Regions from separate parts of the Homo sapiens genome. Here region 2 is linked to region 1. Evidence: read pairs that join two places in POLR2A ChIA-PET (ENCODE). Cell type or tissue: Panc1. All regions are shown on one strand. Links, peaks and the distances in the headings refer to the core of each region. The heading gives the core; the rest is flanking DNA. Region 1 has its middle 370 kb from the start of AMY1C. Region 2 has its middle 450 kb from the start of AMY1C.

Region 1 (5,398 bases), core at 185-5,184:
AATGAATTAGATTATAGCTATTAAAATACTCCAGTTTATGGAATTTTAATGATTTTTATAAATCAACAGTCAAAATATTTGAAAAATATATTTTTCTAAAAAGTGCCAGAAGTATAGTCACCATAAGATTTGAGGATAATTTAATAAGTATTCTTTTCTAATTATATTAATTAATACCTGTGATGTAAATGATACTCAAACTCTCACTTCAATTTTCCTTTTTCACATTTCACACTGAATATCTTCCACAAAATATAAAATGTAGCACATTAATTTTTTAAAAAGATATCTTTTTTCATGAATTGAAATAAAAATATTTTCTTTAGTCAAATTTCCTCTTATTTTATGTATATATATTCCTTAGGGGCACAATAACACATTAAATCAGAATATCGTGAAAAAATATTATTCCTTTTTCAAATCCATTGTTCAACTTTGGGATATACGTATTAGCAGCAACTATTTACTTCTCAATTTTATAAATGTTTCTGCTATTTTCCAACACAATAGTTGCCCAAAAGTAGAACTTTGATACAGTTTGATAAACCATGAAATAATTTTAAAAACACAAATACTTAAACGTCATTTCTAATTTTTGTAATGTCCCAAATCACTCTCTTTAAAATCTGGGTGATTATTCCAATAAAAAAATAGACACTCTGAAAAATGATATTTAGTGTTCATTGACACCTCTAAATTATTGTTAATCAAATAGTGAACAGACATGGGATAAAGTGAGTTTTAGTGGTGTATTACGAAAATAATAGCTTAAGCATTTTTAGTTTTATAAAGAATAATAGTGAGGTTTTACATTATCATTGATGGTGGAGAGCTTACATATGGGAGTGTAAGGTTAAAACATTTTCCAGTTCAAGAATCCATGAAGAGAGAATATAATAATTTATTTTCTTAAAGGAATGAATTTACAAACTGATTCCATTGAGGATCTAATAACAAAGCTGGTAGGTAGATGGTAGATTGTTATATACAGCTAAACACATGTATTTAAAAAAAAAATCAGTGAGGGAGAATGAGAGAGAAGGTGTAAGAAGGCAGAGTGAGTTGATCCAAAGAAAGAGGTGTAGTGAACATTATGAGAAAAGCCATGACAATAAGGACAGGAAGAACTCAAAGACCCAGTGGGACAGATTTGGGTCTGGAGAAGAGTGGGAAAAACACAGAAATTGTTGCTAAAGTGAGATTCCACAAAGTAAAGTAGGGGAAGAACCTGAGAATGAGTGGTCACATTTTTAATGTGGGCATTATTCTAGCTAGGATGATGAAATAAAATACCTGAAGCCAAATAGAGTCCTCCAAAGGTTTATATGGTTTGAAACTACACTTTCTTTAGCAACTGTTAGTTTAGTCTCTGTTTAGATGACTATTACAAGAAAGACACATGCGTAGCACATGCGGAGCTGTTCTACTCCCTATTCTATGGCAAACATAAATAATACATTAGGACCCTTTTCCACCTAAAGCCTGAACATGGTCTCACAACTCTCCTCGTTACAGTGCTTCAGAAAGCACTTGCCAACTAAAGTTGGCACATGACCAAAAATCTAGTTTCCTTGTCTATGTTTAATCTGTAACGTTGTACTAATCAGAGTGACATAAAATCATCAAATAATATGAGTAGAAAAGACATCAAATGACATTGGGTTCAATTCTCAATCACAGTAGGTGAATCTTTGCATTATAATCTTCCTAAATTTTGACCTACAACGTGATTGAAAATAGAACCACTGGGAGAGCTTTTTAAAAGCAAGGCAAATTGTTAGGTTTAACATTTGGACATTTTGTTGCTCAACCCACTTCCTAAGATGAGGATTATGGGCTGAATTGTCCTCCCCCACAAAAAAAAAAGTCGTATATTAAAACCCTAACCCACATTACCTTAGAGTGTGACTGTATTTAGAGATAGGGCTTTAAAGAGGTAAGGATGTTAAAACAGGCTCATTAGGGTCAACCTTAATTCAATATGACTGGTGTTCTAATAAGAAGAGATAAGGACAGAGGCAAGGAATAACACAAACCACGAACAGGAAAACCTGCATCTTCTGGTTTGTTTTAAAATACGAAGGATAACCTGACACCCAGTGCAACGCAGAGACATATTTTAGACACACATAAACACAATTTTTAGATTCTACCTATCTTATAACAGCAATCCATGTCACTCGGATAGTAACATTTTGGCTTTTGAGTCATCTATTATGCTTGCTTTCTTGCTAAAGACGTGCTCAGCTTTCAAAACTCAGATCAGCTATTACCTTGTTTTAAAGCATTTTCCAACTCTCCTTGTAATGACTACATATTTCTGTGTAAAGCTCTGTATGTATTGTTTCACATTTGATATCCTTTTGTCTTTATTTGTTTGCATGACTGCATTTTTTTTTTTTACTAGACCATAAGCTTCTTGAGTACAAGAACTTACTCATCTTTATATCTTCAGTATTTACCACTGTTTTTGGCAAATAGTATTCAGTAAATATGAATTGAATTAAAGAATAAACCTATTTGAAATATGTTATCTAAATCTAATAGTTTTATGAATGTTTTTTGCAGGGTTCAGACAACTGAAGAAGGTGTGTGCTTGCAACCTAAAAATTTATTAATTTCACCTAAATGTTAATAGGTGAAGCTGAGCTATTAGAAGTCATACTATATAGTATAATACATATGGACCATATCTCATTATCTTTGTGCCTCAGTGCCTACCACAGAAGGAGTAGGCAATTCATACTTTTTAAATAAGTAGATAAATGATAAATAAAAGATGATTAATGTGTTCATTTATTGCCAACAAAATAAAACATCTGAAGCATTGACTTAGATAATATAAAGTATTACTTTTTTGAAAGTACTGAGAGTATTAAATATAAAATAATATGTATCTCATCGAGTTTTTAAAGTAAAGTCTCTGATGGGATGTAATAAAATAGTTTCCTTAAACTATTTTACACTTAGTACATGAAGTGAAAGAAAAATAATGCACCTATGCAGATACTAATTGTGTCTTCCTGGAGTAGCTAGAGTTTTGGGCCAAGATTGAGAGAAACAGCAGTGTCACAACTAAATGCATACAAAAGCAATTTATTGAAGATATATTTCATATTTCTGAGCACTGATGTTAATCTTTCACATTGGTCCTAAGTTTTAAAATATACAATTTAGAACAAAATATATAATTTAGAACAAAATATATGAATAAGTGAATTATAATATTTTTATAGTTATATAATATATTATCAGCTTAGGGGAACAGAAAATACATTATAAACCCAGTTTTATAAGTTACATTAATTTTTATTATTTAGTTTATTTTAGATTTTTTAGTCTAAAATAAATTCAGAGTTATAAAAAGTTGCAAAAATTTCATAGGATTCTTATATATCTGACATCCAGTTTCCCAAAATATTAATATCTCTCATAAAATGATTACTGCTACAATGCTATTAAATAATCTACAGGCTTTTTTGAAAATCATTAATTGTTGCAGGATCCAATCCAAGATCACATATTGCACTTAGTTTTCATGCCTGTCTAGCCTCCTTTAAACTGGGACAGTTATTTAAATTGAAGGCATTTCTATCTGTGATGAAAGAGTGAAAAAAAAAATTGTCCCTGAAAAGGCATGTGATATTATCATAATTTTTAGAGCATTAATTCTCTTCATGTATTAGGATCTGAAAACTTGTGAAATTGTAGTTAATTGCTTTCCCCCCCTAAAAATAACTTTTTCAGATAGATTATATCCAAAGTAACTAAATCATTTCAAGGACATGAGTTTGGCCACTAGATGACAATATAACCCTTTTCTATTTGGCAGGAATTTTTTTTTTTTTTTTTTTTTTTAGTTTTGTTCAGATTTCCAGTTTAAGAATCACTACCAGTGGTGTCTTAACCAAAGGTTTTACAATATTCTGATACTATTTGGAGATATATGAAAATCTTAGCAATGACATCTTATGCTAGAAGATTGAACATTGTACAAATCACATTGTCTTATAATTATCTGTTTACCTGTCTCTTCCACTATACTGTGAGGTACTTAGAGTACCTAGTATCCTGATTTATTCCTGTGTTCATAGTAAGAGCATACCATGCTACAACCAATATATGTTTTCAGTATGTATGTGTGTGTATATATAAACATATATATACACATATATATAAACATATATATACACATATATATACACATATATATATACACATATGTTATATATATACTCTTTAATCCTGTTTTTTGGGAGAACTAAGAATTATTTTTAAATTTGCTTTTTAAAGACTGATTTGGGGTCAGTTTCACCGGAAAACAACAGTTAGTAATTATGCAGTATTAATTAGCATTACAAAACTTTTTTGTTTGACTCACCGTATCCTTCTTAGTTATCTTTCAGTCAAAAGTGACAATATAATCCAGGTTTAGACCAATTAATTGGAACTAGAAGTATGCTGTGGACTTCCTGCAGACTTTTGCTGTTTTCCTATAGATGCTGTCTTTTTTCCTTTCCTTTATCTTCCACTGAAACAAATACATTATTACTCATTTATAATGGGTTGTGCAATAGGCGTCGTAGGATCATGAGAGGCTCTCTCAAGGGACAGCAGAAGACAATAGCAAAGTTGTAGGTCCACATTCAATGAGCTGCCGAAGAAACAACAGCAGTTGCCTACATCTAGAATATATGTATATGAGAAAAATTAGCCCTATATATTTGTGCCACTGTATCTTCACTCTATGTTACTTAAAGCTTGATTCATTTCTAATGATGGATACAAATTTCATGTGTAATTTGGAAGGAGGGGCTGTTACTCTTTTAACCAGACTTCAAATTCTACAAGGGCAGGCATCATGTTTATCTTTGCTTTGTATTAACTTTCTTAACTTTCTAGTGACTAATGCAGGGCCTCATACAAATTAGAAGGCTAATAAATATTTGCTAAATAAATGTATAAATGATTGAGCTATGAAGTCTGTAGGCATAGCTTATTTTAAATCGAAATATTCTTTTTGAAATGGTCATCCTTACTCAGAAAAAACAAACAAAAAGGTAATGAATTTTTCAGAAATCAAAAGAAATTTCAAAAATTAATCAGAAATGATACCTGCTTTTTAATTATTTCTGCACATGAACTTTACTTTAGGCTTGCCGAGTTTCTACAACCTATTTCTTGATTAATTGTTTGCCCTTTATTCTGACTGAATGATCTTCAGCAAATATAGTGAATATCCCTCATCATCTCTAAGCTAATAATAACATATATCTGACTTTATGGCTTAATATAATGCTATTATAAAAGTCCAAATCATCTAAGGTTATTAAATATTCAGCTGCTTAAAAATTGGTAAGATTTTGTTATATTCATTACAGAAATGCTTGGCACCTGA
Region 2 (5,398 bases), core at 129-5,128, 76 kb after region 1:
CCAGACACTATTTGAAGTTCTCAAGGTACAGTCCTGAACAAAGTGGAAAAATCCCTGCCCTCAAATTTCTTACAAAAAAAAGATGAAGTAGAAGGTGATCTGAGTGATGAACAGGGGCCAGATTTAAAAAGACCTATCGTGCTTACTTAAAAAGATTAGTTTTTATGTAGCAGATGATGAATAATCATTGCAGGCTTTTTCACAAGAAGTAATATACATTTTCCTTTGAAAAATATATAATTTTATAACTAGCTGGAAGGTGATGAACAGTCATTTTAGTATTTTGAATAAAAGGTTAACATAATCACATATTTATTGCAAAATAATTTACTCCAATGTAGTTTAGAGATTAAATCAGGGGAAGGCAATAGTGGAAAATGTAAGGAGGAATTATATTTATGGCCTGTTAGAGAAATGGCAACAAACAAACCATAGTGGATTAGGGGGCTTGAGAGAAGTTAGTTGATTTGATTGATATGAAGGAAGTAGAAGCATGAGGGTTTAGTAATTGGTAGGATCTGTAAAGTGGTGAGGAAGTAGGCAAGGACAATATAACAGGGGGTGGAGCCAGTCTGTGATATGACAACATTGTTATATGGATGTTAATCTCTCTCACATTGCAAACAAACAACGTGTCCAGCAGTTCATCAACCAGATACCACTTTTTTCTTCCCCCCTTTTCATCAAAACTTCGGAAAAGAATGGTCTATGCTTTGTCTCCAATTTTCTTTTCTCCCATCAAACTATCATGATACAACTCCACTGAAACTACTCTCATCAATGTCACTAATAATTTCCATGTTACTACATTGAATTATCAAATTCCACTATTTATTTTACTTGGCCAATCAGCAGCATTTGACATAGTTGATTACTACCATTTCTTCATTTGGCTTCCAGAAATCCATTTTCTCTTGTTTTCTCTTATCACATTGATTATTCTTTCTCATTTATTTTATTATTTTCTTCCACCTTCTAATGTTGGTGTTGCTAAAGGCTCTGTTTTTGATCCTTTTCTCTTCTCAATTTATATTCACATTCCTAATTACTTCATCCAGGCTCATGGTTTTAAGTATAATTCACATGCTACTTACTTCTAATTAAAATTTCCAATCCAAACTTCTTTTCTGAATTTTAGACATATAGTCAACCGCTTCTTCCACATCTTCACGTGGATTTCTAATAACCATTGTGAATTCAATATATCCCAAATGTAACTTCTGATCTGTTCTCTCCCCTACCATCCACTACCACTGCAATCTACTTCAATTATAGGCCATCCCATTTCAGTTGAAATTAATTAAACTTTTCAGTTTTCCACACCAAAGGTATAAAGCCATTCTTGAATCCTTTTGGCTCTCACACCTCATATCCAAGTCATCAGATAATCCTTTCTACATTCAAGGTATTTCTAGAATTTTATTTTTTTCACTGCCTCTACTGCTGCATATTTGGTAGAAAGATCATCATTTTTCATCTGCATTGTTGTAATGACATCCCAACTGGAATTCCTGCTTTTACTTTGCTCCTATAAAATTTGTTCTTACACAAAAGCAAAAGTAAACCTTAACAACAAAATTCAGTCATAACTCCTCTGATCAAAACTCTTCAATATCTCCTTATTTCACTCAGAATAAAGTGAAAGACCTTACATAGCAAGTAAAGCTTTGCATATTTTGGTAACTCTAGCACCTTCCTGTCTTCATCAAAAATTCTTCCCTTCCCTAACTCAGCCCCAGTAATACTTGCATATTTTCTGTTCCTTGAAAATATGAACACAATCCCATCTTAGGGGCATTGCTGTGTTTAAATTACTTCCTCCTCCTAGAATTATCTTCCTGTCAGTCCTGCTTAGCTATCATTCTCACCTTGTTAATGGTTTTGCTCAATTTTTATCTTATCAATGAAGCCTATCTGGACAACCATACAAGCAACCCACCTGAGAAGAAGCAGTTAGAGGAAAAGGAAAAAAAAAATCTGAGTGTGAGACGCCAGAAAACCATATCATTAAAAAAAATTAGTAAGGGATAGATGTGAAGCAAACACCAGGAGATCATGCAAGATAAGGACAAAATCGATCAGTTTGATTTAGTGGTAAAGAGCTTGTTTGTGATCTTGGCAAGTATAGTTGATTAGGATTGATACGTAAAAATGGTAGAGTATGCAGAATATCTGTTGTTATGCAATGGGATATCAATATACGATTGATGTAAGACAATTTGAAAGACTGAGAAACTGAAGAACCATCTTGTTCCCACTCACTCTTATTCCCAGTTTTATTCTTTCTTTTTTTTTTTTTTTTTCAGGAAAGGACAGTGAAATACTCTTCATTCATAAAATGGGCATAAAGAATAAAGATACCTGGTTGGTAGTTGTAGGCTCTTGTCTGGAAATTTAATTTGAAGGCCACTGCTCTTCTACCAAACTATTGTGCTATTATTTATATTTTGCAGGAGAAAAGGTGAGACCCTGTGCCAAATAAAGGAATTAAAAATTAAAATGTGTCTGCTAACCTTTGGAAAACATTTACTTAAATCTATATTTCTTTGAAGTGATAATAAAATAATATATTTGAACAACAAAATTTTATAAACCTTCATTTAGATTACTTTATAGATTAATAAACCAGTGGAATGTTATTTTTTGTATTCAAAGGTGTTATTGTTTCTTTTTTTAAAATTTATTTTTGTTTAGAGACAGGGTCTTGCTCTGTCTCCCAGGCTGAAGTGCAGTGGCACAATTATGGCTCCCTGCAGCCTCAAACTCCTATTCTCAAGTGATTCTCCCACCTCAGCCTCCCAAGTAGCTGGGACTACAGGCATGTGCCACCAGATCTGGAAAAACAACAACAACAACAACAAAATGTCTGGCTTTTTCTTGTTATTTCTTTTTTCCATAAAGATGGAGTCTCACTATGTTGTCCTGGCTGATCTCAAACTCCTTGCCTTAAGTGATCCTCACACTCCAGCCTCCCAAAGTGCTGGAATTATAGGTGTGAGTCACCATGCCCTGCTAGGTTACATTGTTTGAGGCATTACTTCACATGTTTATGATGATCTCACCAATGTGTGAGTAATAGTTATTTCAAAGAGTCAGTGGCTGTAGCCAGCAGGGCTACCTTACCTCTTAGCCTTGTATTCAACCTGCTGTCTTCTTCAAAATGAGAGATCATATTCAATTGTAATATCTTTCTGCCCTGCTATTGTTTCTTTCTATTGATAATGTTACACTTGTTAAAATAGTGCTTGAGGGTGCTCTTGCAGTATTTCTTCCATGTGTCTTATTGAAAAGTAACCTTAGAGGGTTTATGTTGTAGCATTCATTCTTCCTATCATGGCAATCTCTCTTTTTATGTAATAACGATACAATTTTCATTTCCAAGTTTACCTGTCTATTTCAAATATTAAGTTTTCTTCTCTATTTTCTGGATCAGAGAATGTATCAAATATCTTGTAAAGATATTTGGTAATCAATATTTGCTCTTTATAAATTTGGTTTTGCAAGGTCAACCATAGAACTTAATGTTTGAAGGCTTGGACCAAATTCTTTGAATTACACCAGGGCATCAGAAATCCAATCATCTATCTTTTTATTTTTCATTAAAACTACTTTAATTAAATTAGTAGCATAAAGTATTTAACTGCCCACTAATCACTGAGTATAACAAAAAAGGGACAGACTATATAACACTTCTAAAGAAATATAACCACCTGAGTACAAGTTAACTACTTTCAAGTTAGGGGCCATCTGGCTGCAACATCTGTTGCCCATTAGTTGCCAGTATTCATTTGCATGGTCTGGATTACTAGATGGGGATAAAGAAGAATTTTCCTCAATAGAAGAGGATCATTCTTTGGACAGGAGTATACTATAACACTGTTTCTTTTTAATAGAAGCTCATAATTTATTGCTACATTTAATATTTTCTGTTTGGGGTAATGGTATGTCCTAATGCTCTTGTTCTATCATGAGATAAAAATCTGCTTAAGCCTGCCCACATTGAATTGATAGATGGTTACTGAATTTTGTATCAGTAAAGAACTCTTGAACACTGCCTCTACATCCAGTGCTGTGAAAGGGGATATGGGTATGCAGAAATGAAGATGACAGAGTTGCTGCCTTCCGTTAGGAATGTAATCAGTAGTATGTCAATAAAAGGCAAGTTGTAGAAGAAATAGGAAGCAGAAGTGAGCTAGGCCAGAACATTGTCATGATATGGAGGCTGGTTTTAGTTATAAACAATACAGTTTACTAAAGCCATTTTAATGTGAGATTGATAAGAACATGATGCAGATATAGAGTTTAAAATGTTAAAGTACAGTCAAAACAGAGTGAAAACTAAAAACTATTATAACCATAACAGAGAGATCAGTTCCTGTCATACTAAAAACTATTATAACCAAAACAGAGAGATCAGTTCTTGTCATACTAAAATCTGGATCTCAGGTTTTTAGTCTCTGTCTCTGTTCTTTCCAGCAGCTTCTCTGTTAAACAGTGACTTCTTCATCTCAACACATTTACCTAATTCTTAGTCAGTGTTGCACATTTTTCCACTTGACCCTGCTTCAGTACAAGAGAAACTCATCTTAGTAAGGCTTTTATTGTTTTATTGTCTTTGCCTTTTTAAAAAATATTGGTTATCAAAGTTCAGGTTTAATGCTATCACTCTTTCTTTCTCTCCCGTTATTCAAATTATCTTTGTTAGAACTAGTGGTGTTCTCTACCTGTATTCTCTATTGTAAAAAAATTCCCAGCACTAGACCGAGTTTCTGTGCTTGTTACTCCCCTCTGTCGCGGAAGACTTTATCTTTCTGTTGCAGCTAACTTGATTTTAAATCAAATTGTTGCCTAGAATATCTCACATCTCTTCTTGCTCATCAAATGTGTCAACCTAAATAACCAGAAAGAGTATCTCTAAAAGAAAATAATATTTATTTAGGAATAGGACATTGCAATGTGAATAAATGTTCCATAGAAAGCGATATTCATATTCAGGAGCATAAAAGAAGACAAAGGTTTTTAAAGAAAAAAATTAAGAAGATTACATAGTTGTTTGAGATTATTATCTTTGGCTACAAAGGTTAATAACAAAAGTAGTCAGTCTAAAGTTGCACAAGCAGTTGCTAGGCAGATGTCCTTACAGTAGTATTTTTGCATAAGGTTGAAATGACCTTTGTGCAAAGTAGTGTTTTTTGCAGTCTTTTATGGTGCTTTTTGTTGTCAGTTATTTATAAATGAGAACTTTTCTCTTTATGGACTTCCTCAGCTCTATTGAAGAGTTGTTTGTTTGTTTTTAACAAAAGTGACTCTGGTTTTGATCCTGACAACTTTCACAAATACATTCATGATTAAACTTTTCAGAATCATATCTGAAGTTGTTCACTGTAACTTGAAGCGT

Evidence for each region. Peaks named below come from ENCODE experiments on the same cell type or tissue, not always from the same donor. Only the 100,000 strongest peaks of a DNase experiment are listed, where the experiment ranks them.
Region 2: POLR2A ChIA-PET joins it to region 1 with 10 read pairs; 2 of 35 experiments call an interaction of 5 or more read pairs at or near these places.

Annotation. Positions count from the first base shown.
Region 1 is chr1:104,116,893-104,122,290 of GRCh38, forward strand. No RefSeq gene overlaps it. Among named protein-coding and RNA genes, the nearest start is that of AMY1C, 370 kb to the left of the region's middle. In Panc1, for the core only: CTCF peaks have their summits at 3,774 (motif pointing right) and 3,979; no DNase peak of the experiment used is centred there.
Region 2 is chr1:104,192,582-104,197,979 of GRCh38, forward strand. No RefSeq gene overlaps it. Among named protein-coding and RNA genes, the nearest start is that of AMY1C, 450 kb to the left of the region's middle. In Panc1, for the core only: no CTCF peak of the experiment used is centred there; a DNase peak (open chromatin) is centred at 3,040.